Regions from separate parts of the Homo sapiens genome. Here regions 1 and 2 are each linked to region 3. The links are chromatin contacts, found by Hi-C or POLR2A ChIA-PET in ENCODE. All regions are on one chromosome and are shown on one strand. The core of a region is the stretch at or near the end of the contact, and the rest is flanking DNA. Distances in the headings are between cores, read along the strand shown. Region 1 has its middle 28 kb from the start of KCNA6-AS1. Region 2 has its middle 50 kb from the start of KCNA1. Region 3 holds the start of KCNA1 (potassium voltage-gated channel subfamily A member 1).

What was found. Hi-C counts contacts between places; a loop is a spot of excess contacts on that map. ChIA-PET counts read pairs that join two places held with the same protein, here RNA polymerase II (POLR2A). Pooled maps may share reads with other maps.
Region 1: a loop to region 3 is called in a map of posterior cingulate gyrus, with 7 times the contacts of the local background. The contact joins the enhancer-like site here to the promoter of KCNA1 in region 3. A Hi-C loop is called at or near these places in 5 of 168 maps with a recorded cell type or tissue (dorsolateral prefrontal cortex, naive thymus-derived CD4-positive, alpha-beta T cell, posterior cingulate gyrus and 2 more), 15 of 37 single-sample maps with no recorded cell type and 18 of 50 pooled maps. POLR2A ChIA-PET finds 5 or more read pairs at or near these places in 1 of 52 experiments (BJ).
Region 2: a map of dorsolateral prefrontal cortex shows a loop between it and region 3 (1.9-fold over the local background). The contact joins the enhancer-like site here to the promoter of KCNA1 in region 3. A Hi-C loop is called at or near these places in 2 of 168 maps with a recorded cell type or tissue (breast epithelium and dorsolateral prefrontal cortex), 16 of 37 single-sample maps with no recorded cell type and 4 of 50 pooled maps. POLR2A ChIA-PET finds 5 or more read pairs at or near these places in 1 of 52 experiments (HEK293).

What each region holds. Positions count from the first base shown.
Region 1 is chr12:4,857,013-4,860,029 of GRCh38, reverse strand. No RefSeq gene overlaps it. Among named protein-coding and RNA genes, the nearest start is that of KCNA6-AS1, 28 kb to the right of the region's middle. RefSeq lists enhancers at 2,013-2,307, 1,836-2,479. Within about 2 kb of position 1,454, at least 3 of the 41 ENCODE cell types and tissues checked have a DNase peak (open chromatin) inside an H3K27ac peak, as active enhancers do; they include dorsolateral prefrontal cortex, where a contact is called at or near this core.
Region 2 is chr12:4,958,599-4,961,542 of GRCh38, reverse strand. No RefSeq gene overlaps it. Among named protein-coding and RNA genes, the nearest start is that of KCNA1, 50 kb to the right of the region's middle. Within about 2 kb of position 1,427, at least 3 of the 41 ENCODE cell types and tissues checked have a DNase peak (open chromatin) inside an H3K27ac peak, as active enhancers do; they include dorsolateral prefrontal cortex, where a contact is called at or near this core.
Region 3 is chr12:4,907,843-4,911,211 of GRCh38, reverse strand. KCNA1 (potassium voltage-gated channel subfamily A member 1) reads right to left here and starts at 1,307. Exons shown (of 2, transcript NM_000217.3): 1 at 740-1,307; 2 at 1-372. RefSeq lists an enhancer at 1,926-2,682.

The DNA.
Region 1 (3,017 bases), core at 205-2,704, 51 kb after region 3:
CCTCCGTAAGTCCTTTAAAAATAGACTGTGGATCCCCTGAAAAAAAAAAAAAAGTCCCTGTCTAAAAATAGCTCTCAGCATCTAGGGGAGAAAAAAAGAAACTGCAGCAAAATTCAACTGGAGCAGTGACTTTCCTGTCTCTGATGTTCCGGGTCAGCTCCAGCACTGGAGAAGGCTGCGAGGGAGACAGGGGAGGAGAGGGTCCTTCAAGGACAGAGGAAGGATCAGAATCTCAATCTGCAGCAAACACCTCTCTCCATTCCCTGACTTGTGGTCATTGGGCCCTGCCTGGTCCAAGCAGCCAGGCAGTGCTCAAGACAGCAGCACGGAGCAGCAGATCCCTGGGTTGGCAATAGGAGCCTTGAAGAGTGGCCGCAGGGATCCAGGGATGGAGAGGCCTCCCAGGCATGGGTGCACCGCCCTGCAGAGGCCCTAAGGATGTGTACTCAGTGGAAGCTGGAGTCAGGACCAGATCTGATGCTGAAAGTACCTGTGAGCCAAATAGCTCGGAATGACTAAGGGGTGAGGGAGATGCTCTCTCTTGAAGAGCCACTGCTTCTGCATTCAACAAAGGTGAAAAGGAACCCTTTTGGGAACTGTCACTCAGAAAAGTCAGAACTCCTATCCAGGACTTGAGTGCAGGAGAAGGGGAGCCCCATGGACTTCTTTGTGTAAGATCCTTTCTGTGGCTGGCAGTGAGAGAATAGCATAGAGACATGATTTTACCTGCTAAAAATGTTTTAAGGAATATGAAAAGGATGCATACATACACACACACACACACACACACACACACACACACACACACACACACGCTTTTCAATTATGAGAGACAGGGTCTGCTTATTTTGCTCATGCCAGAAAACTATCACAGTAAGCTGGAGAAAAGTCAGGCTGCAGCTTAAGAAGGAAGACTCCTGGTCCCTCTGTTTAGCTGTGATGGGGGCTCCCTCCGAACAGTGAGTTGCATGTGTTGGTCACAGGGACAAGTGAATGTTAGTAAGCTAATGAGATCATTTTTTGGAACTATACGCCAAGTCCTCAAACTAAATGTTTATAGCTAATGTTTTGTTATGATAATTTGCCATTGAGGTGTACACCCTCATGCCCACAAACACACACGTTATGGAAATTTGTTCCTCGAATTAATACCTATGCAGCCCACCATGGATTCTGCACGTCCCAACATCACCTGGGCTCATATCTTATCTCCGAAACCATTAGAAGGCCACTGTCATGCCGAGAAAGGGAACAGAGTGGTTTTTAGGGACTGAAATGCAAGTCCCTGCGGGATCACTTGTTAGAGATTAAGCTGTTTCCAAAGCTGTGGTCCTGGGAAAGAGGCTTAATGAGGGAGAAAGAGGCAGGGACGCCACGGACCGGTTAGGCGGCACGTTCCTGCTCAGCAGGCACTGTGGCTGTTATGCTGCCCTCTGTGGCGGTCAGAATATGCGTGTCCCCAGAAGACAGCAGCTGACAGGGCATGCGGCAGCACTCACAAGAGGTCATGACCCATACTTGTTTGCAAGTTCAAGGCAGGTAAAATAACCTCTCAGTCATTTTTGTCTTCTTAGCCCCAAAACCTGCTTTCCTGTCTTTTTCTCCCTTAGGAATTACTCTGCCTCCCCCACCCCAAGGGACCTCATCCTGACCTATGCCACAACATTCAGGGTTGACAGCCACCTGCAAGCTGGCCAGTCCAAACCCCAGGCATGCCTCCCCTTCTCTCCACGACGCTCCTGGGCAGGGAACATCTGGGTCCCGCCAGCCCAGCCCTCCCTTGCTGGCATTTTGCCCAGCTCCTTTCCCTCTCTCCTGAGCTTACTCTATCTGCAAAGCCAGGAGAGCGACCTGTGTTTCTTCTCATACTACAGGTCACCCGCGGCATAAACGGCTTAATGTGGATGTACTTTAAGGAAAGGGAGGAAAACCAAACAACTTAGAAAATCAACCATCCCCCCTCCCTGCCAAGCCTTGGTTCTCGACGGTGTCTGTGCACATCAAGATTGCAGCGATGTGCGGGGGCCTCGGGCACGCAGTGTTGCAGTATTTTCTGAAAGGCTTTGCTCGCTCTCTTCAGTACTTTTCCTCTTCTCACAGCCTGGAGCCTGCAGAGAAATAGCCCTGGTTCCCCCTAGTGGCAGAAGCTCATAGCGCCGACCTGGGACACTTCCCACGATCGTGGTAATTAGCCAGTAGTTTAGTTACAACCACACTCTCATTAACTAACAGCGGGAGAAGAGACTGTCCCTGTTTCCTTGGAGACCTAGCAGCGCGTGCTTCTATTGCATTGACTGTTCCTGTAAGCTCAAAAGCCCCCAGGTTGTTATCGCATAGTGTTTACTGCATTGGATGGAGACCAAGACCTGGTAACACTGTGTTCCCCGCCGGTGCTTCTCAAAGTGTGGTCCTTGACCTATGCATCAGCATCACCTGGGAGCTGGATAGAAATGCAAATTCTCAGGCCTCTTACGCCTACTGAGTCCATAACTCGGGGGTTCAGAGCCCAGGAATCTGCATTTTGACAAGTTCTCCAGCTGATTCTGATCCACAATGAAGAATGAGGACTGACCTAGACAAAGCATGCCCTGGTATTTTGTTCCTATTAATAACCAGAAACAGCTGGGCACAGTGGCTCACACCTGTTATCCCAGCACTTTGGGAGGCCGAGGCAGGCAGATCACCTGAGGTCAAGAGTTTGAGACCAGCCTGACCAACATGGAGAAACCCCATCTCTACTAAAAATATAAAATTAGCCGGGCGTGGTGGCACATGCCTGTAATCCCAGCTACTCAGGAGGCTGGAGATTCGCTTGAACCCGGGAGGCGGAGGTTGCAGTGAGCCAAGATCACGCCATTGCACTCCAGCCTGGGCGACAAGAGGGAAACTGAAAAAAAAAAAAAAAACAGAGACTTTTCCCATTAAAGAGCTAAACAAAAGGAAGTGGAAAGATACTTCTTCCTTGTTCCAAGCAATATGTACCCAATATGATTCCAATCAATAACATTTATGTATTG
Region 2 (2,944 bases), core at 178-2,677, 50 kb before region 3:
TGTGTCCACCAGATCTAGCCAAGAGTCAAATCAAGGGCCTCTGCCTCTAAGAAGCCTTCTGTCCCTGCCATTCTGCTGGCTGCTGGGAAGCTGTATCACTGCAGATCTTTCTCACTGAGCAGTGATTCCCCAGCAAGTGCAGATACCTCCTCCCCTAGACTCTGTGCTCCCTAAGGGAGACAGCACTGTGTTCATCATATCCTTAGTCCTAAATGGAGCACAGGAAAGAAGAGCTCCCAGAACCAGAGGGACAGCTGTGTGGAAAGAGCCACCCAAAAGGAGCTGTAGCCTCGGGGAGAAATATGGCCAACCAGCAATGACCTGTGGGGAGGGCCAGGGAATCAGACCCAGTGCCATGCTCCTGCTGCCTGTCTGGAGGCAAGGTGGCCCAGGGCTGCATTCCTTACCACTGCAGACGGAGGAGCCTGGAGAGTGAATCTAGAGAAGGAAGGGGAAGATACCCAGCCCCCGAGCCTCCTCTCTAGAAGGGATAAGAAGGCCTCTAGAGGGGAGATAGAGGGACTCTCAGACCATTAGGTACCCAAGGCCCAATAACCTCCTTCGAAGATATTTATTTTATTAAACTCTCCTTAATTACCTCATTTGAGTGTGGTATTTGTTTCCCACCTGCACTCTGACTGATACTTCTAGATATTCCGGTGTTCCCTCCCCAGCCCACCCAGCTGAGGCACCTCACTTTGAAGAGACATGGCTGGTGATGCCCAAGGCGGGGCAAAGGAGGCAGAATACTGAGAGCTGATTGAACCAGGAAGAACAAGAAGCCTCAGTGGCCTGCACAACATCACATAGCAACAGAGCTAAGAATAGACCTCCGGCCTCCTGCCACCCACCCAACCGGAGCCTCCCCTCCATTCGTGCATGAGAGCACACAACAGGGGACTCTCACTAAGAGACCCCTTCTTCCATCCTACTGGAAGCTACTACATTTCATTAAGCTAATGAATGTTGTTCCCGAACACAGGGTTATTTGGGGGTGTCTTTTAGAGGCAGAAGGAAAATCTGAGCAAAACAAGCAAATCTACTCCTCCAAAGGAAAGCTGCAATCCCAAGCCTGCCTTGGGCAGCAGTGGGCCTGGGGGGGCACATGTTGGCTCAAGGGTCTCTGCCTCTAAGAAGGCGGAATTACGGATATAATCAGCAGCCGCCCAGCAGCCCTGCCAGCCCGGGCCTGCAGTCCATACTCAGCAAGGTGCCCCTGCAGCCACACCTCCCCAGCTCTCTGCCGCACCAACACTGCGGAAGGCATGCTGGGCTGGGAACCCGAGGGCTGGGCTCCAGTCCAGCTCTGCCACTAGCTAGCTGCGTGACTTTGAGCAGCCCACTTTCCTTTTCTGGGCCAAAATTTTCTCCTCTGTAAAAGGAAGGCTTGGAATTCCGGCCTCTGAGAGGACTTCCATCTCTATCTCTCTACGGTTTTACGACATCCCAGCCGTGTTTCTCAGCATTTGGGGCACGACATTCCTTTCCAATGCAGACTGAAAGCTGCATGGCAGAATGTTTTGTATTCCTGGGCTGGCATCAATGTCACGGTGATAGCCCCAAACCTTTCTACTCATTTTCAGTCCCCCCCCGCAGGAGGGCAGCTCTGCCCTAGATAAAGACCTCATACAGAAGGAGCAGAGAGGTTTGGGAGGCAATGTCACTTTTCTCTGCAACTCCTTGGCCACTCCTTCAAGAAAAATAAGAATGCCTTTACATCACTCCAGGAAAATGCCCAAATAATTCACTTCTATTGGTATAAGTTGAATGTTTATGCCCCCTAAAAATTTGTATGTTGAAACCTTATCCCCTGTGTGATGGTATTTGGAGCTTGGACATCTGGGCAGTGGTTAGGTCATGAGGGTAGAATCCTCATGACGGAGATTACAGCAGTTGTAAAAGAGATCACAGAGAGCTCTCTCACCCCTTCCTCCATGGGAGGACACAGTGGAAAGACGGCCATCTATGAATCAGGAAACGAGCATGTACCAGAACTCTACCATGCTGGCACCCTGATCTAGGACTTCCCAGCCTCCAAAACTGTGAGAAATAAATTCACAAGCCATGGTATTTTATTATAGCAGCTGAACAGACTAAGGTACCTACGCAGGCAGGTTATCTCAGGAAGTTGCAGTGAGTGGGGTAGTGAGGTCTATATTTTGGATTTAATCCCCAAGGAAAAAAGAATTTGATTCCATAGCATCCAAAGACATTACTAACACCAGTCAACAAAATGTGATCTGTGGTTTCCGAGGAGGGTGGATGTAGAACATTACTCATCAATCAATCCAACTGTAAAAACACTAACTCAAAGACCTAAAGACTAGAACTAAAAAGATATTTCCTCCCTAGAGCATTCCTACTTTTTCAAATGACTTCATATGCATTTTCCAAATGGAGCCCTGCTATGAAGCAGGGAGGGCTGTTCTTGCCAGCCTTGTTTGGAAGTTGGCATGTGTCCAAGTTCCTACCAGAACCTTAGCCTTGTGAATCCCAGCTTTTGGCTTGCCCATGGTTTCAAGGAGAAGAAACACAAAGGAGAAGAACAGCCAAGTCGTGGTGGGAAGCTGGGGAGCAGGCCTTGTAACTTGTAACTGAAATTTGACTCAAATGGAATACCCCTTATAGCTCTGGCCTGCAGGGGGACAGACTAGACTGGACAAGGGCGGAGTGCAGACAGCCAACCTCACGTCACGTCATAGCACAAGAGGACCAGTGGCTCAGCAAAGTTGGACTTGAAAAGAAGGAGTGGGCATGCGTGGGAGTGGTAATGGAGATGCAAGATTACCTAAGGCTGTTTGAGGGGCTCCCTGGAGAGGTGTGGGACCCTGTGCAAAATCAGATCTGCATGAGGTAGGATTGGGAAGGAAGAAGAACAGGACTTGAATTGCATTTAGTCATCTCTGGTGTGTCCAGGTAGGAATAGAAGCTACCACTGAGAATC
Region 3 (3,369 bases), core at 58-2,557:
TGCCTCTCGCTGCCTTCCCCTCCACCCTGCCTTTCACTCAGTTTGGAATCCCCCTCGCCTGCGGGCCGGGTGCAGCTTTTTGCAGAGGGTTGGGTTTGGGTTTGGGGGTTTGTTGGTTTTCTGTTGTTGTTGTTTAGATATTTCTTCCTGATCCCAGGTGCCTTAACGCAGTGCCGTTCTAGCGGACTGGGCCATTGCTTCGGGGGTCGCCCTGGCCTCCCCTCCCCTCCGAGAGCCTTCCTAGGACCCGGTGCAGTGCCGGCTCGGCAGATCCCCACGCCTGCCACCCTCTCTGCTTCTCCTCGGCTCTCCCCCCTCCTACCCCTCTTCGCCTGCCGCCTTCTAAGCTCCCACCAGGGCGATCGATGCACGCTGCAGAGAAATAGAAAGTGATACGGGGGTAGAAAATCAGAAGCATTCAGATGGGACGGACCTACAGACACCGAAGAACACAGACCTCTAGCTTGAGAAAGCACTGGACGTTTGCTAGGGCTATCACACACACACGGACAGACGACACGCAGACACCCGGAAATCCAAGTTTGGGGCTCTTCCATCCCACTTTCCCCAATGCCCAACAGCCGATCTGTTTACAACTTCGTTAAACTAGAGATCGGAAAAGCGCCGAGAGACGCCGGGGGAAGCTCAGGGTCCCGGACAGCATCCCCGCACCCCCGGCCTCCCCCACCCGGTCCCCCCAACCCCCGCTTCTGCATCCCCGAGCTGGGGAACCCCCTACCTGGCCGGCTGGCTTGGCGCAGGGGCGGTGCTGAGTCAGCGGAGAGCCCGAGTGGGAATGCGGCAGGTCGTCTTTGCAGTGCCCTGGCGGGAGCCGCGGCGGCCGCCGCAGCAGCATCCGAGACGCGCCGGGCAAACTCGCCGCCCTGGTCCACTCGTCCGACGCCCCTCTCAGTTGGACAATCGCTTTACGGAGCAGCTACGGCGAAAATGTTCCTTCCCTACCCCCATTCTCACCGGTTGCCAGCAACCTGGAGACGCCGTCCTCTCTCCGGTGCAGGGAGTTCCGGAGGATGCGGGGCGGAAAAGCAAAATACCACCCTCTCTCGAAGCTCCGAGGCAAATGACGATAAACAGCACTCTCGCCCCCTCCTAACACTATGGGAGCCCTTGATTCGATCCCGAAGGAGGCGGGCGGGCGAGAGCCTGGATCTACATGGCTCTCCAGTTCCCTTCGCTCTCCGCACCCCAGCGCGGACCTCGCCAAGGCTACGCGGCGCGCCAGGAGCCCTTAGGAGCTTGGAGTGGAGCAGGGTGCGTGCGGCGGCGGGTCCGCTCGGTCCATTTCTGGGCGCTGCAAGATCAGCAGAAACCTGAGAAAGCGCCTGGAATACCGAGCAGCGATTGGCCCACCCGGGCGTGGGTTGGGGAGGGCGGGGGAGGGCAGGAGCGAGGAGGTGGATGGAAAATATGAGGGGGTGGTTTGGAAGAGAGCGGGGTTGTCATTCAGTTCCCACCCTTGCCAGCACAGCTTTTTCCTCTCCTACCAGAAAAGCCGACCGCTAACTCTACTTCCCCTGTGGCCCGCCGCCCCGCCCACGAACGGCCCCTAGCGGCTCGCGACCTTCCCCGGGAATTTCACATTGGAAATGGTCAGGTCCGACGCAATGCAGGCGGTGGTGTTTCTGGCAAAACTCCTCCGACGGGTTTGCTTTTGTGCAGTCCCACAGTAACCCTCTTCGATCGCACTGCTCTGCGCCCCATCCCGCTCCTCCCCCAAGAAGGCCCTTGCTCTCTGCGGGGCCCACCCAGCTTCCCCCGCCGGCTGGACTCGCAGAGCTGCAGACTTTGGGCAGAGCTGTGCAGATGAGGATCCCTGGGTTTGTTCCATGTAGTTTTACTGGGCGGCGGCGGTACTAAGAGCCTGTCCCTCTTTAACCTACGATGGGACTTGAAGTTTTCTTACGATCCGATTATTCTGAAATACAGGGAATGTGACTTGTGGGGGACCGAAGGCTTCGTGGGTTTGTGGGGTTGTCTGCCAACTTGGTGCTAATTGGGAATAATCTGAGAAGCAAGTCGCCTACTCACCTCCCACCCTATGTCCCTCCTCCCGCAGCCTTTTTCCCCAGCCTAGTGCCTCCACAGGGCCACTTTCAAAGCTTGCAATTTATTTGGAAAGGGTCCCCCGCAGAGGCGCATGGCAGCAGGAGCCGGGGGCGTGTGCCTTGCCCTGCGAGTGCGGCTGGAGCTGCGCCCCCAGAGGCGCTGCATCTCCGCGCCTGCAGCGCGAGAAAAGGCAGCAGGCAGCTTGGTACCTCCAGGGCTGCGGAGTCTCTAAGGAGGCTGCAAGAGCCCAGAGTCGCCGCTGATTGGCTCCTCCCGCGGCCTTGGGACCACCCTTCTCACCACCGTTGCCTCCCGCCTACACCACCCACCTCCTTAATCAAAGCCAATGATTGCATCCTTCCCGCTCTATTGTGGCTAGTGGAAAGCAGGGGCCCCTGCGGGATTGCCCAGGCAGTGCAACAGTCCCTGTCTGGAACTAGTTAAATCCTTCCTCCAGATTCAGACGCCAGCATTCCTTTCAGAAAAACAAAAGTGTATGTTCCCTCCCCTCCTTCAGATCCGTACCCCAGCTTTTCTTTCATGAACAATGAGTTCTCTTATACTCCTCCTTCCCATATTAAACTCTTCCCCTTTCCCACCTTCCACACGCATATCCCTCAATCTCAATAGCTCCAGGGATCCCTACCTTTCTGCACTGCTGTTCTAATGCAAATAAATATATTTTTTAAAAAAATTTAAAAATAAAAACAAAGATATAAATATGAAGCTCCCAGCTGAAGTACTGCCAAGTCTTTTGGTTTTGTTGCTGCTGCCACTGCTAGAACCCTACTGGGGATAACCCTACGAGACAAGGGTTTTCTGACCATATCCTAGCACTACTGAGCTTCCCTATTCTCCACTTTATCTGTCCTTATCTTGTACCTCCCTCTTCCTATAACCCATTGCCTTCCTTTAAATGTCCCTAAGACTGTCATCTTCCTAGCTTCTTGTGAATGCATGTGCCCTGACTCAGCATTAGGAGATTGCCTTACTACAAGGGATTCACAGATTGGATGAGATCCCAGGTTCCTAAATTCCGGGTTTTATTGGGGGGCATATTAGGAAATCTTCCACATCTCTGATAGATGTGTTTACAGCAGGACTGGACCTCCAAGGGACTGGAAGAAAATTGTGAGCTGGGAACTCAGCATTCTCCTCCTCCTCCTCCTTCTTCCTCTTCCTCTTCTTCCTCTTGTTCTTCTTTGAGACAGAGTGTAGTAGTGTAATCATAGCTCACCGCAACCTTGAAGTATTGGGCTCAAACAATCCTCCCACCTTAGCCTCTGGAGTAACTGGGAGGAC